2 separate regions of the Homo sapiens genome follow, and region 2 is linked to region 1. Evidence: read pairs that join two places in POLR2A ChIA-PET (ENCODE). Cell type or tissue: MCF 10A. All regions are shown on one strand. Links, peaks and the distances in the headings refer to the core of each region. The heading gives the core; the rest is flanking DNA.

Region 1 (15,797 bases), core at 4,618-12,617:
AATTCCTGCATCACTGCTCTCCTGGTAGGCATCTCTGCTAGGCAGCAATGACAATACCCTACAGGTTGCTATGAGGGCAGGGATGAGAGGGACAAAGCTCGTGGCAGGGCTTGGTAGATGAACCTCCCCAGCTTTCCACACCTTACCACATGTTATTTTCCTATTCCATTCTCTTCTCCTATGAAATGACTGGTTTGTTTGCTCAGCAGTCATGTGTTGAGAGTCAGGCACCATCACACACTGGCATGTATTATCTTCATCCCACATCCCTGTGAGGCTTAAAGCGTAAAGCCCATTTCAAGAGTATCCTGTGGCTCAGAGGAAGGGTAAGAGTTAGGAGGCTACCAGGGTGTAGAGTCAGCATTCGATGCCTGGGCTTCAAATTCCAGCAGGAGCCCAGCTCCACAGGTTTCCATGGACTGTTTCTCTGCCTGGAATGTCCTCCCATCTCTCCCCCTAATTATCGTCAGTCATTCAGAGTCTCATTCCTTCCATCTCCTCCAGGACACCTTCTAAATCAGTGAGGACACTTTTGATTGCAAGTGACAGAAACCTCCCTCCCAAAGAGGCTTAAGAAAAAAATGGGAATTTGGGGCTCAAGGAAACCAAAAACCCAGGTGATCTTATTTAGTTACAGTTGGATTCAGAGCTCAAACAACATCATCAGTATTTTCTTTCTCTCCAAATCTTCGTCTACCCGTTTTTATGAAGGCGGAGGTTTCAGGCTCTACAGAGTAGCAAAAGGCACAGCAGTTCTGGCACTCACGTCCTTACAATTTTTTGGTATAGCGGAAGGAGTGAGTCTTATTTCTCCAGAGCTCCTCAAACTTTGTCTTGGAATTGAGATGTATTGTCATTCTCTGGTCTAACTTGGGTCAGATTCCCATTCCCAAACCAATCAATGTGTCCAGGGGATGGAGTTAGTGGATTAACTTAGACCTAAATCTCCTTCACCTCTCTGGAGCTCCTGGTGGAGCTGGCTTTACCAATTGAGGTATGCTTACTAGACATAGGTGAATGGAAGCTGACCACAAAGCAAGATGTCCACAAGCCCCTGTTGAAATTTTTTCCCTTTTCTGAATTCCTGGTAGGCATCTCTGCTAGGCAGCAAACTCTTTGAGGGCAAAGACCCTGTACATGACCCTGAGCCCTTAATAGAGCACCTGGAAAATGGGCACCAAACATGTGCTTTTCAATGGACCTAAGTATTTATTCAGAACTCAATGCACCTAGCTCTGAGCTAGTGGCATCAGTTAAGATTCAACTGAGAAGAGAAACACTCTTGCTATTCTAAACAGGAGAGGGCTTGTGACAGGGTGTTGAATGGCTTGCAGAATCACTGGGAGAGCTGAAGAAACAGACTCGAGGTTGAGCTTTCAGAAGTGACTGCCTTAGGCACACTGCAGAACTGGGCCACGAAGAGGGCTGGTAAGGGGACTGTGGTGAGGAGCCAGTGTCATGTGTTGGCCATGGGGTTGGAGAGAAGTGCACAGATTGAGGAGGTAAAGTCAAGTGGCTTTGAGGGTGGATCGAGGCAGCAGAGTCTGTGGGTTAAGAGCCTGACTCTACCACTAACTTGCAAGGTGGGTAATATCTCTGGGATTCAATTTCCTTGTCTGTAAAATGGTGATAATAACTCCAATTACATCATAGGGTTATAAATTATGTTTCTAGCTTTCTGGAGACCAGATGCTACTCCTGGGCTAGGAAATGCAGGAGGAATGGGTGGGGTTTGTGTGGAAGAGGGTCCATTCCATTTGGGTTTCTTGACTTAATGGATCCTGGAAGGAATCTAACTGGGCGGCTCAGCAGACTATTGAATGTTAGGTCCCAGGCTCCAGAGAAAAATCTGTGCTGGAGTTTTCCATTTTATTGTGATTAATTCTGATTTACTCTTTTTAATTTGGGTGATGTAGCTCACAGCCTTCACATGGGACTTACAGGGAGGCTAGCGTTCAGTCCCCTTCATCCTAAGTATTTCTACTTTACCAAGTGGCAGCCTCTCTCCAGGAGCCAGGAGCTTCTACTTATCAGCCCTTTCGGTTATCAGATGCCGTGCTGAGCATGTACCTGGATTATCTCCTTTGGCCCCCAGGACACTCTAAGACAGCTACTATTACAGAAATGAGGAGAAATGAGGGAAGCATCAGGAAGTTGAGCAAGTTGCCCAGGGCCACAGAGTCAACAGCAGAGAGCAGCTCTGACCTCCAAGCCCGTGCTTACAGCTCATGTTGTAGCGCAGAACTTTCAGTGATAACAGAAACGTTCTATCTGCACTGTTCAGTGTGGCCACCACCAGACACAAGTGAACTAAGGAATGGAATTTGAAATTTTCTTCAACTTTAATTAATTTAAATTTAATAGCCACATATAGCTAGTGGCAACCATATTGAATAGCATTGACCTAGTCCTTCCGGAAGGCCAAAGAAAAACCCAAAACTTGCCCTCCGACCTTGTTGCAGTATCTTCTCATTTGAAACAGTTCACAGTAAGGGCTAGGGCTCATCTTGAGTGAAACACGGTCTCCCCACAGGCTCCTGAGCTCCTCACTAAGAGACGTTCTAGCCCTTGAGGGTTAACTAGATATTTCCTGCTTCCCACAGTGTTCGAAGGTACCAGATGGGGAAGTTGGATGGGTTGGGAGGTGTGAAGGCCTCCTGGTGGCTTCCGAGATGGAAAAAGGAAATGCCCTTCTGCGGCATCCTGGAATACCAGGCTCCAGCCTGGCATCTAAAGCAATGGCACTGTTGCCTGGGAGACGAGGAGCACTAAAGACCTCCCAGCGGGTGGCCAGCCTGCAGCAGGGACCACTCTTGGAGGACAGCAGCAGAAGCAAAGGGAGGAATGGAATGGGGCATCAGGGGCAGAAGACCCGGAGGTACTGGGGGTGGAAGGGGCCAGGATGGGGCCTGGTGCAGATGGGAAGACAGAGGGGGAGGGAAGAGAAGGCCTTGGCTCTCAGCAGCAGGGTGAGGGGAAAGCAGGAACTGTACAAACAGCAGAGTGGAGACTCAAGCAGGTTTGGGCAGAAGCAGTGCCTATGGATCCTTACCAATTTAGAAGTAAAAACTCTTAGTGTAAACCAACTGCTCTTGTGATGCAATTGTCAGCAACAGCTGAGTAAGTAATTAGAGGCCTGGGAAGAGGCTTGCTGCCATATAACCTCGGCACCCGCCTCCCTACTGTCACCTCTGTGGCTGCGCCAGTGCCATACTTACTCTTCTTCCCCCAGCAGGACTATGTTCTAATTATATCTAGCCAGGCTCACCAAGAGTGTTTCCCATGGAATTTCATTTCCGGGCCTGTTGAATGCCAAATTAACTTTTAATCATCCTGGAGGTATTGAGTTTAATTAACCAGATTGAAAGTGACAAGCAGAACAGGATTTAGAAGGTAACTTTTTGGGGTGCTTCTTGGGAATGCAGAACAATTTATTTCCAGGAAGTTGGGCGGTTGAGGGGCATGTCTGTGCTCTCCAGCCACAGTGTCTGCATATTTGAGAGCCCACTATGTGCCTAGCTCTGCAGTAGACAGGGTCAGGGCAGAAGGGTAGAAAATGTGGCCTCTGGAGAAGCCCAAGCTTGAGATGGAGAGAACCTCACCAGGCACGAAAAACAGGAGTAGGGAATAATACAAGACCCTCTGTCTTCAAGTCCTAAGTGGTGCCATGAAGCCTGGTCAGCAATTCACTTAAACCAGTGCTTTTTTTTTTTTTTGTTTCACTACACCACCACATCTGTCTACATTTAAAGCTAATAGCTACTCTTTATTGCACGTTTTTTTATGTGATAGCCAGGTGTAGATACAGTCACCCTCACAGCCTTTCCGCCTTCCTGACTGGGCTTGGGTAATCTTCCCTCTGCCATAGGGCCAGGAGCCTGACTACCTGGTCAATTTGGCACATCCCATTTCCTTTGCCAGAGACTGGCGTAGGTGTGGGCATGGGATGCCATCCTGGCCAAAGTGTTCTTAGAAATAGTCAGCTGAGAGGCCGGGTGCAGTGGCTCATGCCTGAAATCCCAGCGCTTTGGGAGGCTGAGGCGGGCGGATCACCTGGGGTCAGGAGATAGAGACCATCCTGGTTAACACGGTGAAACCCCATCTCTAGTAAAAATACAAAAAATTAGCCGGGCCTGGTGGTGGGTGCCTGTAGTCCCAGCTGCTCGGGAGGCTGAGGCAGGAGAATGGCATGAACCTGGGAGGCGGAGCTTGCAGTGAGCCGAGATTGCACCACTGAACTCCAGGCTGGGCGACAGAGTGAGACTCTGTCTCAAAAAAAAAGAAAGAAAGAGTCAGCTGAGTTGGGGGTAGCGTTCTGGGAAAGGTTCTCAAAATGAGGCACACAAGAGATATCCCCTTTTTCTACCAGAAGTTGTCGTGTCTTGGTGTGAGGGCTTGTGGCCTGGGACTGTGGCAGCCATTCTTTCACCATGAGGGGATCCACCTGAGAATGCAGCTTACATTCTGAAGATGGCAGAGTAGGAAGAACCTGGAAGCTGTTGAGCTGTGAATTATCCAACCCTGGAGCACCCTGCCTGAAGCCCTTTTCTTAGGTGAGATAATACATTCTGGCTGGGTGCGGTGGCTCATGCCTGTAATCCCAGCACTTTGAGAGGCCAAGGTGGGAGAATTGTTTGAGCCTCAGGAGTTTGAGACCAGCCTGGGAAACATAGTGAGACCCATCTATACAGTTGTTGTTTTTTTTTAATCTTAAAAATTAGCCAGGCGTGGTGGCACATACCTGTGGTCCTAGCTACTTGGGAGGTTGAGGTGGAAAGTATCACTTGAGCCTGGGAGGTAGAGGCTGCAGTGAGCTGAGATCGTGCCACTGCACTCCAGCCTGGGCAACAGAGCAAGGCTCTGTATCAAAAAACACAAAACAAAAAAGCACAACACATTCTGTGTGTTTGCAGCTATTTAGGGTAAAGTTTCCATGAAGCTGTAGCAACCAAGGGCATCTTCACTGGGAGCCAGACACTGTGCTAAGTACTTCACGTCGATTATCTTATTTCTGTGCTACAGCAACAAAGACAAATTCAGCCTTGGTTCCTGCTCTCACAAGATGGAGTCCTGAGGTACAGAATATGAGATAGCAGGTGTGGTGAGCTGAGGAACAATCCTGACCAGGAGGGTTCAGGGAAGGCTTGTTAGAGGAGGTGGTGTTTGAACTGAATCTTAAAGGAAAAGGAAAAGTTGGGTGCACAGCGAAGGTGGTGGAGAGGATACTTCAGGCATGGGACCCACGTGAACAAATGCACAGCAGCTCATGGTAGCTTGGGGCCTTGAGAATCTTAACGGGAGGGAGTGACACCGGGGTGTGCCTGGGCCAGGCAGGGTGAGGCAGGCGAGGTACCTAGGGCACTTGCGCCGGCCTGAGAATCAGTACCTCCTTACGTTTTGTGCCTAAGCATTTCAACTGGTCCTGGAGAAGGGACTCTATCTAGAGTCAGTCGGCCTTGGATGAAATCCTGGATCTCTCATTGATGGTGTAAACTCTTGGCCTCAGTTTCCACCCTTGAGAAATGGGTCTAAGACCCCTACCTCACAGGATTATTGGAGGATCACATGAGTCAGAGAATGTAAAATTCCTAGAGGAGTACCCGGCTCGTGCTTGGTGGAAACTGAATTAATTTTTTAAAAATAAATCCTATGGTAAGAGCTTAAAACCAAGATTTTTTTAAATGGCTAAAAGAATGACATCTCTGAGTTTTCCTATGCCTCATGCTGGCGTGCTCCCTCACTATTTGATTCTTTCCCAGATCTCCCTCATGCTGGGGTGGGCAGGAAGCGAAGAACACAGGAAGGAGGGAGTCAGAGGCTGATGGCAGTTCCTGCTTCTCCAGTTTTAAGACCAAGACCCAGTTTCAGGCCTATCAATGTCAAGGGGAAAGGTAAATCCTGCTCCATCCAGGGCCAGAGGTAAACCCCCACCCCTTGCTCCACACCTCAGGGGTGTGCACCATGGGGAGGGAGGGAGGCAGGACCTCCAGCCCCTCTCAGCTTCCTGAGAAGTCTTTGCCACCTGGGGACCCCTCCCTGCATCCCCCTCCTATGATCTCCCATCTGGGGCCTTGGTGAGAAGAGGCTGTTGGAATGCCTCAGGAGACATGGCATGTGTCCCAGCCAGAGCCATCTTGATAGCAAAGCTGACACCACAATCCCGATGCCTAATTGCATGCCTTCTCCCTCTCACCTTCCCAGCACAGGGAGGTTGCTGAGAAGAGAACATGAACACAGAGGCTAAGAGTGAATGGGTCTTTTCTTTTTTTCTTTTTCTTTTTTTGGTTTCAGTTTTGTTTTGAGATGGGGGTCTTGCTTTGTTGCCCAGGCTGGTGTTGAACTCCTGGTCTCGAGCGATCCTCCTGCCTCAGACGCCTGAGTAGCTGGGATACAAGCGTGCACCCCCATGACAGGCTGAGTGGATGCTTTGGATTCAAACTCTGCTGTTGACGAATACTGTTAGTTGCCTGTGTCATACATCTCCCACAGCCCCCCTTATGCTACACCTTCTGCCACATACACACCCTTCCTTACAGTGACAGCGAACCCAGCTCCAGGCAATGGACTATGACTGGTCTAAGCCAAGGGTCAGCAAACTACGGCCTGAGTGCCAAATCTGAATGCCCCCTGTTCTTACATGGTACATGAGCTAAAATGGTTTTTAACACGTTTCAAATGGTTGAAAACATAAAAATAATATTTTGTGACACATGAAAATTATATGATATTGAAGATTTTTAAAATTTCAATGTATAATTTTTATTTTTTTATAGAGACAGGGTATTGCTATGTTGCCTAGGTTAGTCTCAAACTCCTGGCCTCAAGTGATCCTCCTGCCTCGGCCTCCCAAACTGCTGGGATTACAGGTGCGAGCCACTGCACCCAGCTGAAATTCAAGTTTAAGTGTTCATAAATAAAGTTTTATTTAAATACAACCACATACGTTTGTTTATATATTATCTATGACTGTTTTTGCGTGACAAAGGCAGAGTTGAGTAGTTGCAACAGAGACTGTATGACCCACAAAACCTAAAATGTTTCCTGTCTACAACTTTCCAGAAAAAGTTTGCAACCTTTGGTCTAAGCAATCATGATAATCCTGCTCCTTTTTTCCCAGGCTTCCTTGCAATGAGGAGTAGGCACATGGTCCAGTTCTGTCCAAAGAAAACTAAGCAGAGGTTTCTGGGGGAGACCTGCATAAAAGCATTATTTTTCTGAAAGAAGGAGACAGCATGGCTGGGCCCCATCCTCCCTACCTCCTGCCTGAAGTGTGGGTATACTCTCTGGAGCCCAGCCAGGTATCTTCTTTCAGAGCCCATCTCCTGCCAAAATATGGAAAAACAGAGGGTCAAGAGTTCAGTCTGGAGGGCTGGGCAGGCTGGCTGGGGTCCAAGAGAGGGGAACGGTCCACCCTGGGCACCTGTCCAGAGGATGGGCTGCTTCTCACCTAGACCAAAGGAACCACTTGTCACCTGGAGTGGATTGAAGAAGGGTTGTCCCCTCCCAAGAACTTATTCGATGACTCCTGTCTGCTGGCCCCAACATTGACATCTGGAGGGCTGGAAGATGGACTGTCTCTGCTATGGAATCCTGGTGGCCAGCATTTTCCCCACGTCTTCTGGGTTTCCCTTTGTACCCAGCTCCTCCTATTGTAACTGAAAGATAGTAGATAATCAAAATAATCTTGGATGGTTGGGTGGATAGGTAAGGGCTGAATGAATGAATGAATGGAAAATACAGCTATTAAGAGGCTATCTTTCACACATGTGAGCTGACGGCAACCCTGTGAGGTCACAGGCTAGGTGTTACTATGCCCATTTAACAGAGAAGGAAACCGAGGTTCTGTAAAGCTAATTGACTTTCCCAAGGTCACAAGACTTGGAAGAGGTGAAGCTATGGCCCAAACCAACACTGCTTCAAGACCTGGGCACAGGCCCCTCCTGCCTCACCTCCCTGGACATCACCTCCAGTCCATACTAGACCCAATATATAGGCAAAGAACCTGCCGTCATCTCAGCAAATCATGAAAGGAACTTTCATGATTTGATGTGCAACCTTTGCAAATCAAATGATACGGGTCTGGGAAGCTGCCAGGAACAGCCTCTCATCCACATCCCCCAGTTCTGCTCTTGGGACTGCCAAGAACACGTCACTTCCTTAACAGTACATATTTGTAGAATGAATGAGTTCTCAGTACATATTTGTAGAATGCATGAGTTGCCCTGCATCGGTACAAATTCCTCAACAAAAGTCATAGGCTACAAAATCCCGGAAATGCAGGTACGATTGACATCACGTTTCCTAGCTTTGCAATAGAATGCAATGTGCATTCTGGTGGCCAAATGAGCCTCCTGCTGTGCTACACAAGCCCATGATATTCATCACCACCATCATGAAGGATCAGTTATCAGGCACACTTGCTGTGTGCCACTCACTATTCCAAGCATGCTATGTGAATGTTCTCATTTAAACTTCACAACCAACCCAGTGGTCTGGGTAATACTGCTATCCTCATTTTATGGTTGAGGAATTTAAGGTTCAGAGAGGTTAAGTAACTTGATCAAAGCCACACAGTCAGAGGTATCAGAGTCAGGTATAAACCCAAGTTTTTGTTTTGTTTTTTGTTTTGTTTTGTTTTTTACCTCCAATAAGAGAGGAGGTGGCAGGGAAGTCTTGTGTGGGATGGCTCTTGGGGGACAAATGCCCCCTCTGTAATCTGTATGGAGGGTGGTCCAGTCCGAGAGCTGACAGGAGAAGAGAGAGCTGCTGCTCAGGGAGGCAGAAGTGGGCGGGGACCTCTTGTTTGGGCAAGCCTTTCCTTGTCCCGTGCCAGGCTCAGCCCTAGCAGGCTCACCCAGTGGACATGACTGTTTGTGTGTGTTGGGGGGTGGGGTAAGGGCAGTGGATTAGGAGGGGTGGGGCTGGGCTAGCTGGGTTGTGATTCCCATGGAGACGCTGGTGATTCATTGCCCCTTCCAGCGAGTGGGGCCTCTATCAGGATGTGACTTGTAGTAAACAAGTCACAAGATGCCATCCAGGCAAGAGGGAAATGGGGAGGGGAGGATGGTGTCTCATCCTGAGCCTGGGCATCCTGGGCTTCGTAAAGTGCCTACCTGAGGCCCATCCCCAGGCTGCAGTGAAAAACCTTTCTTTGCCTGGGGGGAAGCACACTGGAAAAGGTCACTGCCAAAACCTTTTGAACTCTTTTTCCTGGAAGGTTCCAGGACCTCCATTGCCCTGGCCCAGAGGTACAGCGACTCGAGCTTGGGCAGTGAGTCCTGGTGCCCGGAGAATATCTCTCCCAGGGCTTCTGAGAGGTATGCATAGATAAGTCAACCTATGGAGTTTAGAAGAGCTGGGCTGAAAAAGAAAAGAAAAAGCTAAATCAACCTGCACACCATTAATTGGCACCTACTATAAGTCCAGCAGGGCCCAGTGGCTGACTTGGGATAGGTGCTCAATAAAGGTGTGTTGCCTGACTGAGTAACTGAACCGGGCTCATAACTCCAGGCCAGATGAGAAAACAGAGGAGGCACATCCCAGCCTTCAAGGAATTCAAAACCTCACTCACAGTAATAACACAATTCACAGAACAATTAAGTGTTAAATTGCGAGACTCTCCCTAGGTGTTCTAGGAATTTTAAATGGGGGCTGGGACCTTAGGAAGGCTTCCTGGAGGAGGTGGACTCAGGTTGGTTGAGTGGGGAGGCTGGAGGTAGGTCTGAGTGTGAAGGGGGTTCAAGATGAACATAGCGAGGAATGAGGCAATTGTGTGATCCTTTGGAGTGGGAAGGTTTTTAAATATCCTGCCTGATGCCCACAGGCCTGTACCACAGTTACAGGGCTTGGTTGTGGAGGTTGACCCCATGCCAGGAAATCACTGAAGACAGGTATGTCCGTTATTGCCTGATTTTATGGGTGAAGAAACTGTCCCGTCTTATGGGTGAGGAAACTGAAGCTCTAACATGCTCAGTAAATTACCTGAAGCCACATGGATACAAAGGGGAAGAAAAACTCAACTTGCGCTCTTCAACATGTGGGCCGCTAGCCGTGTATCTGAAATGTAGCTAGCCGTGTGAGTGCTTGAAATGTAGCCAGTCCCAACTGAGCTGTACCGTATGTGTAAACAACACACCAGATTTCAGACCTACTAAGAAACAAACAAAAAATATATAAAACATCTAATTTATAGCTCTTGTTAGTACTTATTACATGTTGAAATAATATTTTGGATATATTGGATGAAATAAAATCTATCATTAAAATTACGGTTAACCTTTGAACAACACGGTTTGAATTGAGAGGGTCCACTTATACACAGATTTTCTTCCACCTCTGCTGTCCCTGAGACAAGACCCACCCCTCCTCTTCCTCCTCAGCCTATTCAATGTGAAGTCGCCAGGGATGAAGACCTTTATGATGAACCACTTTCATTTAATGAAGAGTAAATATATTTTCTCTTCCTTATAATTTTCTTAATAACATTTTCTTTTTTAATGGCAAGGCTTCTGGTCAATAGCAGGCTAGTTATAGTCAAGTTTTGGGGGAGTCAAAGTTATACTTGGATTTTTGACCTCATAGGGGTTGGCACCCCTAATCCCCTCATTGTTCAAGGGTCAACTGTAATTTCATCTGTTTCTTTTTGCTTTTTAAATGTAGCTACTAGACATTTTTATTTTACTTATTATTTGTTTTTCTTTTTTAGAGACAAGGTCACCCTATGTTTCCAAAGCTGGCCTTGAACCCCTGGGCTCAAGTTATCCTCCCGCCTCAGCCTCCTATGTAGCTGGGACTACAGGTGCACGCCACCATGCCCGGCTAGAAAATTTTGAATTATATACGTGGCTAGCATAATGTCTCTACTGGACAATATCCCTGCCAAGTAGCAGCGCAGCCTCAGCAGACACCTCTAAAGATGGTGTATTAGATCATTAGAGCTGCTGCAACAGAGAACCCCACAGATTGGGTGGCTTTAATAATAGAAATTTATTGTCTCACAGTTCTGGAAATTTATTGTCTCTGACTGGAAGTCCAAAATCAAAGTGTTGGTTCCTTCTGAGGCTCTGCCTCTCCTCTAGCTTCTGGAGGTTTGCTGGCCATCTTTTGGGATCTGTGGCTTCTATAGCTGAAAAGCGTTATGAATTCTATGCTTTCCATCACCCTGGTTCTATCCCTGCCTTTGTCCTCACATGCTGTTCTCCCAGGGTCCACATTTCTCCTCTAAAATAGCAACACCCATCATGTTGGATTAGGGACCCAACCTACTCAACTAATGACATCTACAAAGACCCTATTTCCAAATAAGGTCATATTCTGAAGTACTAGGGGTTGGAGCTCCAACATATGAATTTGAGGGTCACACAATGCAACCCATAACAGATGGGGACTCCCTCCCTCTCCAGGAGCCCATTCCATATTTGGATCACCCTGAATGATCTTCCTCTTGTGCCAGCCCAGAGATCCACAAAGGAGCCTCCTTAAAATCTCTTGCAAATGCCCAGCCCCACTCTGTCAGGTGGTGCCAGGGACCAGGGACACCCTCATTTCTTTCCTTGGAGCCCAGGTATGATGGGCCCCACCCTGGGTGAGACATATCTGTTAACGATAACCACCTGGAGAGCAGGAAGGAGAAAACTGATAAGGGAGAGAAGGTTAAAAATAACCCATGAGCTGCCCACATGACCTTTGCCCTTTGCAACTTTGATTTACAAGCATCACAACCAGGAGATCACCTGGGTCTATGCTGGCTGTAAAACCTCATGGCTGACGCAGCTTTCTACTCAGTGGCCTGGGAATTTCCAGTCCTGTGGTGTGACCGATACACAGAGGTCAGGCAGTTGTTTTTCTTTCTTTTTTCCCTGGCAGCCCTTCAACACCTTCCTAAGAGTGGGAGGGGTTCTAGTGAGGGCTCTGACTTACCGCTCTTTGTCCCTTAAGAGGAGGGAGTTGGCTTAGGAGGACTGCACTGTCCTTCAGAGCAGCCGGGTCACTGGGACCCAGTTCAACCCCTGTCCTAGCATGACTTGGGAGAGCTACGGAGTTTATTTCAGCCTCGGTTTTCTTATCTGCCAAATAGGAATAAGAAAGAAGGTTTGCCTTGCCTGTCCTGTCAGGTGCCAGTGAGAAACCATCTAAGAGGGCATCTGGGCCCTGGGGTTCAAGGAGGACTGAGGTGGTCACCAAGCCCACCTGCACTTCAGTCCCCCTCGCACATTGCACATACATGAAGTGTGTTCGGGGCCAGGTCTTAAGGTGCTTTGGGTCCCTCACTGTCCAGGATGGGGTTCCCAGCGGAGCTGCATCAGCATCCCCTGGGAGCTTGTCAAAAATGCAGACTCTCAGGCCCTACCCCAACCTGCTGAACCAGAATCTGCGTTTTTAAACAAGATCCCCAAGAGATGAGTGTGCTCATTAAAGTTTGAAAAGCCCCACTTCAGTGGACATTATTTTGCCTGTCTTGGGCCCATTCCCCCTTCTTCTGGTAAAATTGATCGTATTTTTTTGGGGGAGAACCATGGGCCCCAACTCTGGCCATATGTGCTTCAGTAGGGCTAATCCACTCTCCAGAACCCTGAGGGCACACGAAAGTGAGTCCTGGCCAATCCAAATCAACGCTGGGACTGTGGCTGGGCACAAGGACCTCTCTTTACATGGCTGTTGTTCCGCTGTAGGATGGAGTCTGGAGGTGGGCTCCGCCATTTTGGTCACGATTATGAGAATCTAAGAGTGGAATCCTTGAAAAAAGGAGCAGAAGAGGGTGTGTGTGTGAGTGAGTGTGTGTGTGTGTGTGTGTGTGTGTGTGTGTGTTTAAGAGAGAGAGGAGGATTCCAGATCACATCTACTGAGCTTCCATCTTTGTCCAAATTCAGATCGACTTCCTGGCTTTTCAGTGTATATAAGCCAATCATATAAGACCGAAAGAACAGGTCTCGTAGGATGTGATGACTCCTGCAGGAGGCAGGTAGGAGGATATCTGAGCAGGCAGATGATAAGGGATGAGAGTGTTAATGGTAAAATAACTGGCAGTGAAAGACATTTCAGGCAGGTGGTCCTACTTGAATGCCCCCTTCCAAGCACATCTGTGGTGCAGTGTGTCCCATTCCTGGAGCCAGGCCTGACCTGCCCAGCCTGCCTTGCCCCCACCCCCGTCCCCAGGCTTTTGCTAGGAGCTCTGGACTCATAAGCTCGGGCCAGCTCTGGCATCGCATTGCCTGGGCATCTCCCTGCTTCCAGGATGGAGGCCCCAGGAGAGAGGAGGCTGTGGCCCGGGGCTGAGGACAACAGCCAGGGCCCAAGGCTGTTTAAGGAAAAGCCACAGTTCCATTGTATAGACCTGTAGACAGAGGGGTAAACTCAGAGGAAATGAGTTGCCTTGATGCACACGTTGATAGCCAGGGGCTACGTCTACCCGGCCAGGCCCAAACTGCGTTCCCCAAGACATTGACCAACCTTCCCCATTTGATAATGACTGAAGGGGTTTCAGGACATTGGCCAACCAGGATGAGTTTGATTGCCTATTCCCAGAGGTTTCCGGAGCATGCATTGGGACAGGCAGGAGTGGTAGGGTGGGAGTCCTGGGATGCCAGGTCGGGAGGGGAATCCTCCTGCCTCCGGGAAGCATGGGGTCTGCTCCCAGGGCTGCTTTCCCAGAAGCCAGAGCACCCTCGCCCCTGCAGGGCTTGGAGGGGGAGTGCTGAGATGCAGGGATGGAAGAATCTAGGCATGAGTATGCATGTGTGTGTCTGTGTGTGTAGAGGTCTCGTGTGTGTGTGTGCTCACGCCTATGTGCAAGTGGTAGTATCAGTGGCCAAATGAGAGGCAGTGCCTGATGTGAAGCTGCTGGGTATGAAACATGAGAGCTGTGAGAATCGCCTGAAGACTCCATGGGCCAGGGCTGAGTCCCTGAGGGGCAGGTGTCCGTGTGTGAGGGGAGGGAAGGCTGGGAGTCACCTTTGCATCTATGAATCCGCCACGCGTGTGCCTTGCAGGTGGGAGTGGAAACGGTGGGAGGTGTGCGTGGAGACTTACCTGCTGCCTATGGGAGCTGGTTCTGTGTGGTCATTCTGTGTGTCTGTGTCAGCTGTGGGGGTTGTGATGGGGAATATTGCTGTCTTTGTGAGTCTGTTTGGGGCATATGGATGAGCACTGGGTGTGTGGGCAGGGGAGGAACCTGCTGCCTGTGGAATCCACATGTGGGTCGAGGGCCTGTGGGCTGGGCAGCGAGTGCCCACAGTGATGTGAAAATACGGTGTCAAGTGTGAGCCCACTGAGTGGGTGGGCAAAGCTGTCCCTCCAGAGTCAGGCCCGGCATTGTCTCCCTGATTGTCTGCCCTGAGAGCAGCAGGAGTTCCCGTCCCAGGGCTCACATTGTCCTCAGTTAATTCCAGTTAATCCTGGTTAATATCCCCACCTGGGGGAGTTTAATGTGCCCCTTCGGGCTTCTTCCCCACTAGACCTTCTCAGAGTTAAGGAAGCAGCAAACTGCTTGGCAGCACAAAGCCCCTGGGCCACATTTGCCACTTTTTTTTAGAAGGAAAATTGCTGGCAACACTTCCATCCTCCGCTTCCAGAGAGAGCGGCTTTCCGCACAGATGTGTCTTCATACCAAGGCGGGCGCCTGGGAGCACCCGACTGTTCCTCGGCATTGCCATAAATCTAGGGAATATTCGAATGATAGAGCCATGTGGCCCGATTGCGAAAGGGCGGGGGTGGGGGGAACTCCCTGAGCCTTTGTGAGAGGCTGAGAGGAAGCAAGGCAGGGAGGAGATAGGAGGAGGAGAGAGCAGGGAGGGAAGGAAAGGCAGGAGAATGGAGGAGGCAGGCAGAGGGGGCATCCTGTCTGGCAACAGAGTGACATGGCTGAGTGCTGAGCCTCTAGCAAGGGTCTGGGACTAGGACTTGTTGGGGATGTGCTGTGAGCCTGAGGAAGGAGGGGGACAGGCAGAAGCCCACAGGGGAGGAGGGGTCCATTAGCTCTGCCAGGAAGCTACCATCAGGAGAGGACAGGGGAGGGGTCTCTCTCACCCATGCCCCTTTTGTGACTCCCAGATCTTCTCACCTGTGTGGGAGTTGTCAGGCTAGAAGTAAAAGCCTCACTGACTTAAGTGAGTGACTTAAGCTGCTTTGGACTCTACCAGGCACCAGCCCTACTCACTCCTGAATCCCTCATCCCAGCCAGAGATGGACCTCAGCAGAGAAAGGGTCTCGCGCTTCCTGCCAACCTGAGGTGGTTGGCTAACACTGGGGGCAGACAGTGCTTACTGGACCACACCTCTTAAAACACAAAGCCCACCGTGGTGGACAGGGCCACTCCCCCAACACAATTGCCACGCTATTGGGCAAAGCGTTGCCAAATGACTTTCTCCCCCTAAAGTCCGTTGGGGGAAACTCGGAGGAAATAAATTTCCTCTCAGTATGCCATGTATTGACTCAGGCTAGCTTCCCAGTGGTCCATAAAATAATAGCAACATTTATTGGGTTCTTGCTTTTGTGCCAAGTGCTATTAAGTAGACCTTAAAGAGAAAGGCTATTAGCATCTCCACTTCTTAGAAGAGAGAGGGCAAGTAACTCTGCCAGCTAACATATACTGGGAGACCCCAGGGCCAAGATTGGAACCCAAGCAGTTTACCACCAGACCCCTGGCACAGGTGACCCTGCCTCTTGAGAAATAGTGGTTTTTGATACTGGTGGGAGGGGGGCAAAGGAGAGTCCCCAGGAAGCTGAGCCGCAGGGCAGGCATTCTTGGAAGACTTGAGACCCAGAGTGGGCTCCCTGAGACAGCACAGCCAGGATTTTGG
Region 2 (15,797 bases), core at 3,146-11,145, 63 kb after region 1:
CAGGGGTGAGAGCAAAGAGACTTCATTTTTCACCGTGTACCTCTTTCTACCTTTTCAATTTTGTAAATGTACATGTTTTACCTATTTTATAATTAGATGAACTAATTTTTTTCAAAAAGAAATACAACTAACCACTTAAAAAATACACATTTTTAGTGTGAAGACATCACAAAGCTTTTAAGGAGTGTCTGGGCTTTTAACCCTGTGACTTCACTCCTTCCAGAAGCTGGGGCTGGGGCTTGTTCTACCTGGATGCTGATTTTTAGGGGGCAGGGTTGCCGACTGGGAGTCCATTTTGAGTGCTCCTAGAAGGAAAATGCCACAAAAGCTATTGGAGCAATTAGGCAAAATGTAAATGAAATCTATTTGGGGAGGGTCGGGGAAAGCTGAAAGATGTGGTTAAGCAGTGGGGCTGCAGGGACCTGCAAATGGGAAGGAAAAGAGGCAGCCGGTTATTTTCAGGAGGAAAGGGGAGGTCCTTGGTATTCTCTGTGTGCATTTATTCAATGTCTTAACATTTTCATCAAGTGTCTTCTATTCAGTCATCAATCCAGGCTATCTTCACAGGGGCCAAGGCCATGACTGCCTCATGGTCTAATGCTTCTGGGAGGCCTTATTTTTGGACAAGTATATGGCTTGAAAATTTTAGATGACACACACCAAAAAATGTATTAAGCTCTTGGGGAGGGAACAAAGGAATGAAGGAGGCAAAAACTTAAGAATCTCAAGGGCCTCACACCATCCTTAGTCCTTGAGGAGGTGGCACCAGGAACACAGAGTCCTAGCAGGGAATCACAGCAGGAGATAGAGAAATACTTGGAGAAAAGTGGGTACCCAGCCTACAAGGAGCAGAAGGGCTGCCGGACTCAACCTGAACAAGCACCTGTGGTTCATGAACCAGCAGGCCAAATACTCTGGACAGCATCCCAGCAATTACCAGGGGCCAAAGCTTGTGGTAGGGAGCCTGGGGGATCTTCCCACCCAAAACTTCTTCAGGGGTCCTTTCTTACCCCTTATGATGTCTGGGCACCAAGCAGGGGCAAGCTCTGCAGACAGGAATAACCCCAGCACTAAGACGTGACTGCATTCATGGAGAATCTGTCCCTGGGATGCCCTGCAGATCCAGTGGGGAAGTCAGACAAGACCAACGGTATCTGAAGCTGCGGCTTGATGATCTTTACTGCTGTTTACTATTCCAAAGTGTGAATACAACAGCTTTCATTTATCCAGTGAGCTTGGGTGGACATTTTGCTTGTTTCCATTTTGCAGCCATCACAAACCCTGCTTGGTGCCCAAGCATGAATGCGCCCATCCCCACTACGGGGTTTGTGCACACACTGCTGTTGGTTCCTAGGATGAGGATTAGCAGTGGAACTGCTGCTCACAAGTTCGGCTTCTCACGTTCAGCTTTGGTGGATACTACCAAAGAGTGCCCTGAAGGGCTTTGATGGTTTTACTTCCCAACAGAGTGTTCGGGTGTTCCTGCTGCTCAGCATCCTCACTGACACCTGGGATTGTGAGATGTTTTAGTTTTTGTTGCTCTGGTTGCTCTGTGGCTTTCGTTGTGGTTTTAATATTCATTTAACTGGTGAAAGTCAGGTAGGACACTACTCACCTGTTCCTTGAGCCTTGGGATTTCCTGATGTAAAGTGTCTCTCCACGGGTTTTTTGTTTTTTTTTTTTTGGCCCATTTTTGTTTGAATTAATTCTTATAACTCCTTTGACAATGAATGTGTTGGAAAATTTTCTCCCATTTTATGACTTGCTTTTTCATCCTTGTATGTCTTTTCATTGCTAGCATTTCTTAATTTTAATGTTATCTATTTCACCTATGGGTGATGGACCAGTTTTTTGTTTTATTTCCATTAGTGGCAGACCAATATGTTCTAAGATAAAATAAGATTATAAAATACATTGAAAATTTTTTTAAGTGCTAAGACAATTGTCAAGGAAAATTTGCTGCATCCTTTTCGGCGACTTTGGCTTTTAATACTCTACTAGGTTTTCTTTACACAAAGCACCTGTATAACGCCAGATACATTTAGACACTCAATGGATGCTTTAGAATCTAAAATGGAGAGAATAAAGGTATCAAACTGGCCTGAAATGCTGGAAAAGAGGCATGAAAGAAAAGACAATTGAGCTACCAGACATTAAAAAGAGGAACACTAGAAAACTAGGATAATGACAAAATGTCCTCAAACAGAAAATCTGAAAACAACCAGATTAAGATTGGAATAAGCTCTACCCTAGCATATTTCTTGCCATATGAAGTGGTCTGCCAGAATCCAAGCAGGGAACACAGCGATCTTACTCATTTGCATGCTATTGCCCAGAATGCTCTACAGGTTCGTCATTTTGAGGAAGAACTCTGCTAGCGTCAGAGTTTGGAAATGAAAGCAAATTAATTTTAGATAGGGCGAGATCATCTATTCTACTTATTCATGGAATTCTTCATTAAAGTTTTGGTTTCGCATCATCCAGCGTTGTTAATTTGCCCAGATGGTATCTGGAGTATTATTCTCTAACCTTTCAAGCTTTGGGAGTTAACTCAGGATGGCCTATTTCAAACAGGTCTCCTTTAAAAGTCACAGTACGTTTTAACTTTTTGTCTAGCTCATTTCTAAATGGGACCCTCTTCTGGGCCAGCTTTTCCATAATCAAAGATAGAGACAGACATAGAGAGATAGTGTCAGAGAGACACATGTATAGAAAAAGTGAGCATGCTATGCCAGTAGTGTCTTTCTTTGTAAAAATTACCTGCTCATTTTTCTTGATCTCACCAGACTGTGATCTGGCAGATAAGTGGCAGAAAATTATAATTGAAGATGGTGAATCTTTCCTGACTCACTTCAGTGTTCCATGCTGTTCAACTTTCAGCTTGCTGGGCAATACAGGCAAAGAAATGGAAAATAACTCACAGTCCATCAGTATCATGAATGCTCGGACTGTGCATGAATGTCTGTGAGTGCTGAATGTGTGGGTGCTGACCGTGTGGGTTGAGTGTGTGTGTACATGTGTACTGAGTTGTGTTGTGTTTCTGGTGGGTGTGTGTATGTTTAGCATGTGTGCTGAGTGTGTGTGTGTGTGTGTATTAATTGTTCCGGTGTTGAGTGTTTATATTATTGAGTGTGTATTAAGTGTGCATATGTATTGAATGTGTGCGTTGAGTGTGTGGGTCTGCTGAGTGTGTGCCTGCAAATGGGCCTGTAGTAGGGATGTGTGGCAAAGACAGCAGGAGGATTAAAACACACCTGCCTGGCTGGGCGCAGTGGCTCACACCTGTAATCCCAGCTTTTTGGGAGACTGAGGCGGGTGGATCACCTGAGGTCAGGAGTTCGAGACCGGCCTGGCCAACATGGTGAAATCCCTTTGCTACTAAAAATACAAAAATTAGGCCTGGTGCAGTGGCTCACGCCTGTAATCCCAGCACTTTGGGATGTTGAGGTGGGCGGATCACCTGAGGTCGGGAGTTCGAGACCAGCCTGAGCAACATGGAGAAACCTCATCTCTACTAAAAATACAAAATTAGCCAGGCGTGGTGACAAATGCCTGTAATCCCAGCTACTCGGGAGGCTGAGGCAGGAGAATCGCTTGAACCTGGGAGGCGGAGGTTGTGGTGAGCAGAGATCGTGCCATTGCACTCCAGCCTGGGCAACAAGAGTGAAACTCCATCTCAAAAAAAAAAAATTAGCTGGGTGTGGTGGTGATGTAATCCCAGCTACTCGGGAGGCTGAGGCAGGACAATCTCTTGAACCCGGGAGGCGGAGGTTGCAGTGAGCTGAGATTGCGCCATTGCACTCCAGCCTGGGTGGGAGAGTAAGACTCTGTCTTAAACACACACACACACACACACACACACACACGTATACACCTGCCTTAGGTCTCCTGTGTTGCATCAGGAATCCAAAGGGCTACTTCTGCAGTCTGACTTCTTTTGTGTGGTTTGCAGCTTTAGTACAAATGAGACAGCAGTGACCAGCTATTATTATTTATTTGGAGGGGATTATCTTGAGTAATCTGGAAAAAGAGAGAGGACACCAGGTTTAGTTTCTGTCCTCAACCCACACTCTGATCTCATGGTTGCTACTTCTTAATTGCCTCTTTCTTTACTGGGGCTCACAGCCCACTTTTGCCTCCTTTCAGGTTGAAAAAAAAATCTTAATTATCCAGAGACAATCACTGGATGCAATGCAATTCACCAAGAAAGTGAATGGGGCAGGGGAGGGCAATGACAACAAATTGGCCACCAAGAAATTGGCTCACAGGCTCTCTTGCCCAGTAACCTATGTCACGGGTACAATCTAAACCCTCAACTAGATGGAAAGCTCTTCAAGGGCTGAGATTTTCTCTTCCTTTCCCTGACAGCCTCCTTCCCACCTCTCTCACACTTGGCACTGTTAAGCTCTTAGTAACAATGGTGATAGCTAACACTGAGCACCTGCTTGTGCCAGAGCTGGTCTGAAGCTTCACTCCAGTTGACAAGGTGCCGTCATGTGATTTGGCCCTCACCGACCACTGCCTTCTCAGCTCTGTGCTCCAACCAAACCAGCATTTTTTTTTTCTGTTTCTTCAATCCACCAAACCTGTCCCCCATCAGGGCCTTTGTATTTGCAGTTCCCTCTGTCAAATGTTGCTGAAAGGCCAACTGAGTCCAGAATAGAGCAGTAGTCACTGGACTTGGGCAACACAGATATGACTGCGATCTGACAAGTGTCATCTCAGTGGGTGAACAGAGACAGAAGCCCCAGCTGCAGAGGATAGAGGAGAGAACATAGACAGTAACTACAAAATTTTAGCTGTGAAAGGAAGCAGAATGATAAGGCGATGGCAGGAGAAAGATGTGGGGTCAAGGAAGATTTTTTTTTTGTTTGCTTGCTTCCTTTTAAAGTAAGAGGTAAGGCAGCAATGAATTGTCTTAGTACATGTTGTGCTCCTGTAACAGAATTCCTGAGACTGGATAATTTATAAAGAACAGAGATTTATTTCTTCTAGTTCTGGAGGCTGGGAAGTCCAAGGTCAAGGGGCTGGCATCTGGTGAGGTCCTTGTTGCTATATCATCTCATGCAGAAGGTGGAAAAGTAATAGAGCAAGAAGGGGCCAAACTTGCTTTTATAACAAGCCTATAATGATGACATTAATTCAATCACCTCTTATTAGGCTCCACTTCTCAACACTGTGGCATTGAGGATTAAGTTTCCAACACATGAACTTTGGGAACACATTCAAACCATAGCAGTACAGAAATGACACAGGTTCTGGCACAGGGCCCAGATGCAAGGGAGACAGGGAATAATTGCTGGGAAGAGTCATTTTGGAGAATAGCAAAATGAAAATGGGATCTGATAGAAAAGTGTTCTACGGTTGTAAGGCATTATTTTGTTCAAAAAATTTAATGGTCACAAACTCCTATCGGGTGCATATTGTTATTCTCATTATTTAATAGACGAGGAACCTAAGAACCAGAAATGTTAAGTAACTTGCCCACAATCACACTGCATGCAAGTGGAGGAGTTAAGATTTGAAGAGAGATTTTCTGACTCCTGGTTAATTATGAGTTCCAAGTGCAAGATTATAAAGGATAAAAAACTCAGCTCCTTAAGTCAAAGCAAAGTCTGAGAGTATCAGAGATACACACAAAACCCAAGGCTTGAAATCCAGGTACTAGAGAAGTCAAATCGCTCCAACGGTTTATAAATGAGGACAATTTCAAGATTTCGTTTAGTTGCCAGGAAATACATCTGTTGGCAATGTTCTACTTCTCAAGGGGGAGGTGGACAGTTCGGCATTTTCTTTGAACTAAATCACTGAGCTGAGCCACATTTCTATTTTATAAGCTTTTCTGTATCTGTGCATTATTTCACAATAAAAAGTTTAAAAGCTGACTTGTTGATGGTAGATGATATGGGACCATGTCCTTTCAAAATGTGGCCCACCTTAGTAGTTCCCAAACCTGACTGGTCATCTGAACAACCTGGGGAACTTCTAAAATGAATATTTCCACCCAAGACCCAGGGAATCAGAATTCCCTTACACAGAACCGAGAACTTGTATCATCAGAGGCTCCCTGTGACTCTCAGGCTCAGCCAAGTTTGGGAACCACCAGCCTCAAGTACGAACATTCAGTTAAAATTAATGTTTTCTGCAATGTTGTTTCCTATGGCCTATGGAGATGCTCAAAATATGCCTCATGCAAGACAGAGTCTAGTTAATTCAATAATGTTGTGTGTTCTCTTTTCCTGCCCTACACTCTGAACGTAACCTCATCCTTTCCCTTCTGATACATCCATTGCTTTGTACCACAGATACAATGTGTTATAAGATAAGCCCTATAGCTTAAACACCTAATGATCATAAAACTGATTGCATCTCTTCCTTTAGCATTTCTCTCTCTTGACACCTTCTGAGGAAAGACCTCATGCCATCCTGAATGAAAGCTTTATAAGAAGGTCAGGGTCATGGGTGAAGGCACCTGCTCCCATGTGGGAGTGGACTGATCTCTTGGCTGAAATGAATGTTGTAGCAGTTAGGCTGTTCCCCTGCTACAAGGGCCACAGCAGTATACCACTGGTCAGGGAAAGAGAAGTTCTCCATACTCTCCTGAATCTCGAGTCAATTGAGAAACCATAGACCGTGGCCATTCCCGGAAAGGAGGCAGAAGAGCTTAGATGCAGGTTGATGCCTCAGGAGAAGCTGAGCGCAAAGGCAGAGCCAGCTGTGTTGACCATGCAGACTCACAGAGGCCTTAGACACACCAGCTCCCGGAGTATCACTTTCCCTGCTTCTCCAACCTAGAAAGAGTGCAGTCAAAATGCAGCTCCATTTGTTGCCCTTCCCTGGGGAAAAAAAGAAGAAAGGGGCAGGAGTTCAGGATTTATTTTGCAATGTGAATCTCAGGAATGCATAAGAAATGGCAGTTGGCAGTTGCTGCCTCTGAGCAAAGACGCTCTATTGAAATTTGACTCATCCTTGGCAGCTTATTGTGCTTTTCTCCTTCGCCTTCCTTGTAACACAGAGGAGTGAGGTGAGTAATGCTCTGCACAGTAAGAGAAAAATAGATCCCCAAATGCCTTCCATTATCCTAAAGGCCTGTGTTACCAGCTGTGGCGGCAGGGGGTGTGGTCCCATCCATTAGCAGGGGGAGATTCAAAACATCTGACGCCCTCTCTCCGAGGCTATTTGTAGTTCCAAAAGCGCGACAAGCAGGGACTGAAAACTGATAAACCCAGAGAAGTCTAAAAGCCCTGCTGGGGGTCCTGTGAGAGCCAGGATGGACAAGAGCCCTTATATGCAGGAGTTCTCAAGGCCACACAAAAGGAAAACAGCCAGACCTACTTTCTGCTGCCTAACGTTGCCCAGTCCCTTCCCCACAGGTGTAAGAACCACTTCTACCCAAGGGTAAAAATAGTTCATATTTTTTGAGAGCCTGTTACATGCCAGGCATTGTGCAAAGCATTTTCTATGGGCTATGTCACCTAATTCACATGCATGTCTGTGCACACACACATGCGTGCACACACACAAACGTTGAGGTGGGTACTGTCACTATCTCCTTTTACAGATGAAGAAATAAGGCTCAGGAAGGGTAAGTAACTTGCCCAGGGTTACCGGGTTAAAACAGATCCAGGCAGTCTTCAGAAGACAGTCGTAAATAAACACAGCCATATTAGAATATCTGCTTGGTTAAATGTAGATATTTGAACAGTGAACAACAGAAGTACAAGGAAAAAATTTTGTTGCTTCATTTATTTTGCTTTATAGACTATCTAGGTCTTAGAGATAGGACTATGGCTCAATAACCCCAGACTTCCTAGAAGTGTTTTTGGTTACCTTCTAAAAGGAGGAAATGAGGATGTGGTCATTGCCAGAGTCAGAGGTTAGTTAGTAAGTCAGCAGTAGGTACAAATCACAGGTCATTATTATGAAGCTTCTCCCTCACTTACAGAAACCTTTTGTAAAAAATTAAAAGCCTCCATCTTCCCCTATGAAGTTTTTGTTTGTTCGTTTGTTTTTTGAGACGGAGTCTCAGTCTGCTGCCCAGGCTGGAGTGCAATGGCAAGATCTCGGCTCACTGCAGCTTCTGCCTCCCTGGTTCCAGCGATTCTCCTGCCTCAGCCTCCCGAGTAGCTAAGATTACAGGCGCATGCCACCATGCCCAGCTAATTTTTGTATTTTTAGTAGAGAAGGGGTTTCACCATGTTGGTCAGGCTGGTCTCGAACTCCTAACCTTGTGATCCACCTGCCTCGGCCTTCCAAAATGCTGGAATTACAGGCATGAGCCACCACGCCCGGCCCCCTATGCAGTTTTAAAAGTATATGTTAAGTTCTAATATATAAGAAACATATTTTTCCCTTCTGGAATTGACCACATTAACCTCCTATCCAACCAGAATCATGCTAAGGAGAAAAATAAATGTTCATCTCAATGGCATTTTCTTATTCAGCTAATTGATTTTTTTCTTTTTCTTTTTTTTTTTTTTCAGATGGAGTTTCACTCTTGTTGCCCAGGCTGGGGTGCAATGGTGCAATCTTAGCTCACTGCAACCTCCGCCTCCAGGGTTCTAGCGATTCTCCTGCCTCAGCCTCCCAAGTAGCTGGGATTATAGGCATGTGCCACCATGCCCAGCTAATTTTTTTAAATATATATTTAGTAGAGACGGTGTTTCACCATGTTGTTCAGGCTGGTCTCAAACTCCTGACCTCAGGTGATCCACCCACCTCAGCCTCCCAAAGTGCTGGGATTACAGGAGTGAGCCACCGTGCCCAGCCGATTTTTTTAAAAATAACAATAATGCCTGAACATCCAGCCACCTAATTACCAGCAGCTTTTTATTTGCACTATCATTAACTTCACAGCTGCCTTGTTAGTAACAAGTGGTACCACAGAGACATCAGCCACAACTGTTAGTTTCTGAAAGGAAGAACATGAAAAAGGACCAGCTCCTCCTTGGTGAAGGTCAGAGAGGGCTTCAGGCTGACTCCAGCAGCACAAGTGCCCGATCTCAAATGGAGGAAGCTGCCTGTGGAACCATGTTGGGTGGACGGGATCTTGGTGAGCATCTGGTTCAATCCTCTCCACTGACAGGTGAGAAAACTTGAGGTCCAGAGAGGTTAAGTAACTTGCCTGTGATCACACAGCTAGTTACCTTTAGTACTGGAACTGAAGCACAGGCCTCCTGATTCCTTTGTTATTTTTTAAAAAAAAATTTTAATTGAGGAATACATACAGAAAAGTATACATATCGTGAGTGTACAGCTTAATTATCTTTAAGTGGGCCATGTAACCACTACCCAGGTGAAAGGAACAGAACATCTCTAGCACCCCAGAAGCTCCTGATATTTCCCTTCCCATCACTACACACTCTCTCCTCCTCCTGATCCTGACTTCTAACGCAGTAGATTAGTTTGGTTTGGCCAATGTTTTTTGAATTAAGAGCTATTTTATGTAAAGCTCATGTATTTAAAGCTGAAAAATGAAACTTGTTCTTTCATAGAGTGTGTTAAATGGTATATTAAGAAAACATGTCCCATTTGTTAAGGGATACAAAATTACAGCTAAACAAGAGGAATTAGTTCTAGTGGTCCATACTACTGGAGTATGACTAAAGTTAATAATACATAGTTTCAAATAGCTAGGAGGATATTGAATGTTCCTAACATGGAGAAATGATACATGTTTGACATGATGAATATGCTAATCATCCTGAGCTGAGCACTATACATCATATGTATCAAAACATCACTATGTACTCCATAAATATGTATAATTACATGTTAATTTAAAAAGTAAATTTGGGCCTGGCTCGGTGGCTCACGCCTGTAATCCCAGCACTTTGGGAGGGCAAGGCAGGCAGATCACTTGAGGTCAGGAGTTTGAGACCAGCCTGGCTAACATGGTGAAACTCCGTCTCTACTAAAAATACAAAAAATTAGCCAGGTGTGGTGGCACACACCTGTAATCCCAGCTACTTGGGAGGCTGAGGCAGGAGAATTGCTGGAACCCAGGAGGCAGAGGTTGCACTGCACTCCAGCCTGGGAGACAGAGTGAGACTCCATCTCAAAAAAAAAAAGGTAAATTAGGCCTGGTACAGTGGCTCATGCCTGTAATCCCAGCACTTTGGGAGGCTGAGGCAGGAGGATTGCTTGAGGCCGGGAGTTCCAGACTAGCCTGGGCAACATAGTGCAACCCTATCTCTACAAAATATTTTAAAAACAGGTGAGTGTGGTAGGGCACTTGCCTTTAACCCTAGCTACTTGGGAGGCTGGGGTGGGAGGACTGAGTGAACGCAGGAGGTCAAAGTTACAGTGAGCTCTGATCGCACCACTGCACTCCAGCATGAATGATAGAGTGAGATCCTGTCTCAAAAAAAATAAATAAATTGATGATTTCTTAGAAACAAGTAATTAGGGTTAAATGAAATCATATGGGGGGGCCCTAATCAAATAGGATTGGCTTCCTTATGTGTCCAGAATTGGCGGGTTCTTGGTCTCACTGACTTCAAGAATGAAGCCGTGGACCCTCGCGGTGAGTGTTACGGTTCTTAAAGGTGGCATGTCCGGAGTTTGTTCCTTCTGATGTTCGGATGTGTTCGGAGTTTTTCCCTTCTGGTGGGTTCGTGGTCTCGCTCGCTTCAGGAGTGAAGCTGCAGACCTTCACGGTGAGTGTTACAGCTCTTAAGGCGGCACATCTGGAGTTGTTCATTCCTCCCGGTGGGTTCGTGGTCTTGCTGGCTTCAGGAGTGAAGCTTCAGACCTTCATCGTGAGTGTTACAGCTCATAAAGGCAGTGTGAATCCAAAGAGTGAGCAACAGAAAGATTTATTGCAAAGAGCAAAAGAACAAAGCTTCCACAGCATGAAAACAGATCTGAACGGGTTGCCACTGCCGGCTCCGGCAGCCTGCTTTTATTCCCTTATCTGGCCCCACCCACATTCCGCTGATTGGTCCATTTTACAGAGAGCTGATTGGTCTGTTTTACAGAGAGCTGATTGGTCCGTTTTGACAGGGAACTGATTGGTGCATTTACAGTCCCTGAACTAGACACAAAAGTTCTCCAAGTCCCCACTAGATTAGCTAGACACAGAGCACTGATTGGTGCATTCACAAACCCTGAGCTAGACACAGGGTGCTGATTGGTGCATTTACAAACCCTGAGCTAGACACAGAGTGCTGATTGGTGCATTCACAATCCATTAGCTAGACATAAAGGTTCTCCAAGTCCCCACCAGATCAGCTAGACACAAAGCACTGATTGGTGCATTTACAAACCTTGAGCTAGACACAGGGTGCTGATTGGTGTGTTTACAAACCTTGAGCTAGACACAGAGTGCTGATTGGTGCATTTACAAACCCTGACTAGACACAGGGTGCTGATTGGTGCATATACAATCCCCCAGCTAGACTTAAAAGTTCTCCAAGTCCCCACAAGACTCAGGAGCCCAGCTGGCTTCACCCAGTGGATCCCGCACTGGGGCCGCAGGTGGAGCTGCCTGCCAGTCCCACGCCTTGCGTCCGCACTCCTCAGCCCTTGGGCAGTCGATGGGACTGGGCACCGTGGAGCAGGGGGCGGCGCTCGTCGGGGAGGCTCAGGCGGCACAGGAACCCACAGCAGGGGGCAGGGCAGGGGAGGCTCAGGCATGGCGGGCTGCAGGTCCTGAGCCCTGCCCTGTGGGGAGGCAGCTAAGGCCCAGCGAGAAAGCCAGTGTAGCGCTGCTGGGCTGGCACTGCTGGGGGACCCGGCACACCCTCCACAGCTGCTCATCCGGGTGCTAAGCCCCTCACTGCCTGGGGCCGGTGGGGCCAGCTGGCCACTCCGGGTGCGGGGCCGCCGAGCCCACGCCCACCCGGAACTCGTGCTGGCCCACAAGCGCCATGAGCAGCCCCGGTTCCACGGTTCCGCCCACGCCTCTCCCTCCACACCTCCCCGCAAGCTGAGGGAGCCAGCTCCGGCCTCGGCCAGCCCAGAAAGGGGCTCCCACAGTGCAGCAGAGGGCTGAAGGACTCCTCAAGTGTGGACAGAGTGGGCGCCGAGGCCGAGGAGGTGCCAAGAGCGAGCGAGGGCTGCAAGGGCTGCCAGCACGCTGTCACCTCTTGCTTATACAAAGAAGAGATTAGGATGCAGACACAAACAGACAGAAGACCATGCAAATACACAGAGAGAAGATGGGCATCTCTAAGCCCAGGAGAGAGCCCTCAGAAGAAAGCAGCCCTGCTGACACTGTGATCTCGGACTTAGGTTTCTAGTCTCCAGAACTGTGAGAAAATAAATTTGTTGTTTAAGCAAGAAAAAGAAAAAAGGAACTCCAGGAATGTTCTATCCCTTTGCCCATTTGACATCTACACTTGGATGTCTTGCATAGCTGAGGCAGCAATATGTGTTGGGGTGATCAGACTCAACACCAGGTCATGGGGGCGACGAAATCCAGCAGAGTCAAAAGAATGAGAAAAAGACAGTTTGAGAGAGAAAGTGGGACCAGGGGGCCATCGCGAGTGTGGAGGCTGGGAAGGCCCTGAGCTTTGGGAGCCCTCGCTATTTGTTGGTGATCAAAGAAACAGGTGGTGAGGATGTGGGGGTTGAAACGAAATGGTGTATCAAGTGAATGAGAAACATATGGCTACTTGAGACAATGGGAGTGCTAGAAGCAAGGAGCCAGCAAGTCTAGCAGACATGTAAGCTCCACCTCAGCTTCTCTCCCAACGACTCAGCTTTTCTCCCAACAATATGGATTCCATCACACCCCGCCTTGACTTTCTCATTTTTGTAAATGGCGCCATCATTCACCTGGCTGCTCAGGCTAAAACTTAGTCATCAGGCTTAAATCATCTTTTCCTCACACCTCCCTTTAACCCACAGTACATTCTATTGACTAAGCCTCCAAAATGTATCCTGAATGCAACCCCCTTTCTCTATTTCCATCTCCACTGCTCCAACCCTGGCCTGGGGCCCCTCCATCATCTCTTGCCTGGACTACTGCATTATCTCCTAATAGGTCCTCCTTATGTCCCTCTTGCCTTCCTTAAGTCCAACCTTCAACCCACATCTAGAATAATTTTTTTTTTTTGAGACGGAATTTCACTCTTGTCACCCAGGCTGGAGTGCAATGGCGCAATCTCGGCTCACTGCAACCTCTGCCTCCCAGGTTCAAGCAATTCTCCTGCCTCAGCCTCCCGAGTAGCTGGGATTACAGACGCCTGCCACCATGCCTGGCTACTTTTTTTGTATTTTTAGTAGAGAGAGGGTTTCACCATATTGGGCAGGCTGGTCTTGAACTCCTGACCTCAAGTGATCCGCCCACCTTGGCCTCCCAAAGTGCTGGGATTACAGGCATGAGCCACCACGCCCGGCCTAGAATAATGTTTTTAAAAGGTAAATCAGGTCTCAGTAACTCCAGTGAAGGTCTGTTGCATTCAGAATAAAATTCAAATTCTCACAAAATTGAGGGGACTGCCTCAGCTTACCTCTCTGCCCCATCTTCCTCTCTCTACTGGTCTCCTTACTCGAGACATTCCAGCCACATGTGCCTTTTTTTAGTCTCTTGAACAGGCCAGTCTTGTTCCTGTCTTAGAGCCTTGGCACCGGCTATTCATTCTCCTCAGGGCATTCTTGCCCCAGTCTTTGAATGGCCGCTTCTTTGTATCTTGTCATTATGACCGCAATTCAAATGTTGCCCCCTCTGAGAGATGGGCCCTGTCTGAGAGCAGGTGGCTCGCTCCTATTTAATCTTCTTAATAGCTCTTATTTATACCTAAACTTTTCGTATGTATTTATTGTTGACTACTTTAACAATTGTCTCCTCCTGCTGGAATGTAAGCTCTTTGAGGGCAAGGACTTCTGTTTATAGCTGTATCCCCAGTACTTAGAACAATATCTGGCAACAGAAATCACTACATAAGTATTAGTTGATTGGCTGGATTTCCTCAACTCTTTTTTTTTTTTTTTTTTAAGATGGAGTCTCTCTCTGTCACCCAGGCTGGAGTGCAGTGGCGCAATCTCAGCTCACTGCAAGCTCCGCCTCCTGGGTTCAAGCAATTTTCGTGCCTCAGCCTCCCAAGTAGCTGGGATTACAGGCATGCACCACCACACCTGGCTAATTTTTGTATTTCTAGTAGAGACGGGGTTTCACCATGTTGGCCAGGCTGGTCTCAAACTCCTCCTGGTCTCAAGTAATCTACCCACCTTGGCCTCCCAAAGTGCTGGGATTACAGGTGTGAGCCACTGCGCCTGGCCTGGAGTTCATCAGCTCTGACAAGATGGGAAAGCAGTTACTTATCATACAGTCTCCATTGTTTATCATTTCAGGACACCAAGTTGTTAGTAATGGAAACCCAATTCAGGCTGGCTTAAGCAATAGTCATAGAGAAGACCAGTGGTAGGCCTCTCTTCAGGCACAGCTGGTACCAGAAACTCAAATTATGTCACCAGAATTATTGTCTTTCAATCTATCCCCTACTTCCCGAGCTATGCTTTTTTCTGAGTTGGTTCCATCTGCTGCCAGGCCAGCTCCATGCAGTGACTCCTGCCAACCCTGGGTTTACATTCTACATTGTATAGCTCGGCAACCTCAGCAGAGAAAAACTGGCCCCTTCTCAGTAGTTCTAGCAAAAGTCTCAGAATTAACTTCCATTGGAACAACGTAGATCATGTGCCCATCCCCGAACTAATCACAGTGTATAGAGGAATGGAATATGCTAATTAGCCAAGCCACTTGCCCACTCCTAGATAGGAGAGCATGGTTGGCAGTGATCCTTTGGCACAAGGGTTCCCATTTGAACCACTTTTGTTGGTTGAACCGATCTATTTGTACAACTAGAAACATAAAGCTTATTTCTCTAGAGAAGCTGCTAACCTGACCCACAAGTGCAGTTTTATTCCCACCAGAATATAAAATCCATAAGGACAAGGACTTGGTTTAGTTACTACTTTATCTCCAGTACTCGGTAAGTCTAGGCATTCAATGACAATGAATTTTTTTTTTTGGAGGGGGGATGGAGTCTCGCTCTGTAGCCCAGGCTGGAGTGCAGTGGCGTGATCTCGGCTCACTGCAAGCTCCACCTCCCGGGTTCATGCCATTCTGCCTCAGCCTCCCGAGTAGCTGGAACTACAGGCGCCCGCCACCATGCCCGACTAATTTTTTGTATTTTTAGTAGAGACGGGATTTCACCGTGTTAGCCAGGATGGTCTCCATCTCCTGACCTCGTGATCTGCCCACCTCGGCCTCCCAAAGTGCTGGGATTACAGGCGTGAGCCACCATGCCTGGCCGAATTTTTTCATTCATTCAATAAATGCTTACTGAAGCATTTAGTAAACAGGGCATTACCTGAGCTGCATGGTTTGAAGGCAGAGGAGGCGCAGTCCCCCAAAGAAAACTGCAATGCTATCTCCAGGGGAATAGAAGCAGGTTGGGCAAAAACAAAACAAAAACTATCTCAATTATCTGTTTTGGGGAACTAAAGCATCTTACTGAAAATTTTGCCAGTTCCAGAAGAACCAGTAGTTTTAGAGCTTAAGGATGAAAAACAGTCTGATTGCTGCCATCGTACAGCCCAGCCTAGTGACTTCATTCACCCTTTTAACATTTACACAGCACTGACTGTGTGCCATATCTCACAAAGCCTGTAGGACTCCTCCTACCCTTGAAGGGTACACCCTTTGTCATTGTCCTTTCTGTCAGCTGGTGCTGAGTTTTATTACTGGGACCTAACCTCAGGATCTTAGGGTCAAAGTCCTTACCTCTTGCTCCCCAAGTGTCCAGGCTTAAAGTTCCTGAGCCCTGCTCTATGAAGCCCTCATCTTCCAG

The links. ChIA-PET counts read pairs that join two places held together with the same protein. Peaks named below come from ENCODE experiments on the same cell type or tissue, not always from the same donor. Only the 100,000 strongest peaks of a DNase experiment are listed, where the experiment ranks them.
Region 2: POLR2A ChIA-PET joins it to region 1 with 14 read pairs; 7 of 35 experiments call an interaction of 5 or more read pairs at or near these places.

Annotation. Positions count from the first base shown.
Region 1 is chr10:110,391,929-110,407,725 of GRCh38, reverse strand. No RefSeq gene overlaps it. Among named protein-coding and RNA genes, the nearest start is that of SMNDC1, 95 kb to the right of the region's middle. RefSeq lists enhancers at 11,703-11,952, 11,721-12,015. In MCF 10A, for the core only: no CTCF peak of the experiment used is centred there; DNase peaks (open chromatin) are centred at 8,185, 8,895 and 11,825.
Region 2 is chr10:110,327,564-110,343,360 of GRCh38, reverse strand. No RefSeq gene overlaps it. Among named protein-coding and RNA genes, the nearest start is that of SMNDC1, 31 kb to the right of the region's middle. In MCF 10A, for the core only: no CTCF peak of the experiment used is centred there; DNase peaks (open chromatin) are centred at 5,250 and 6,960.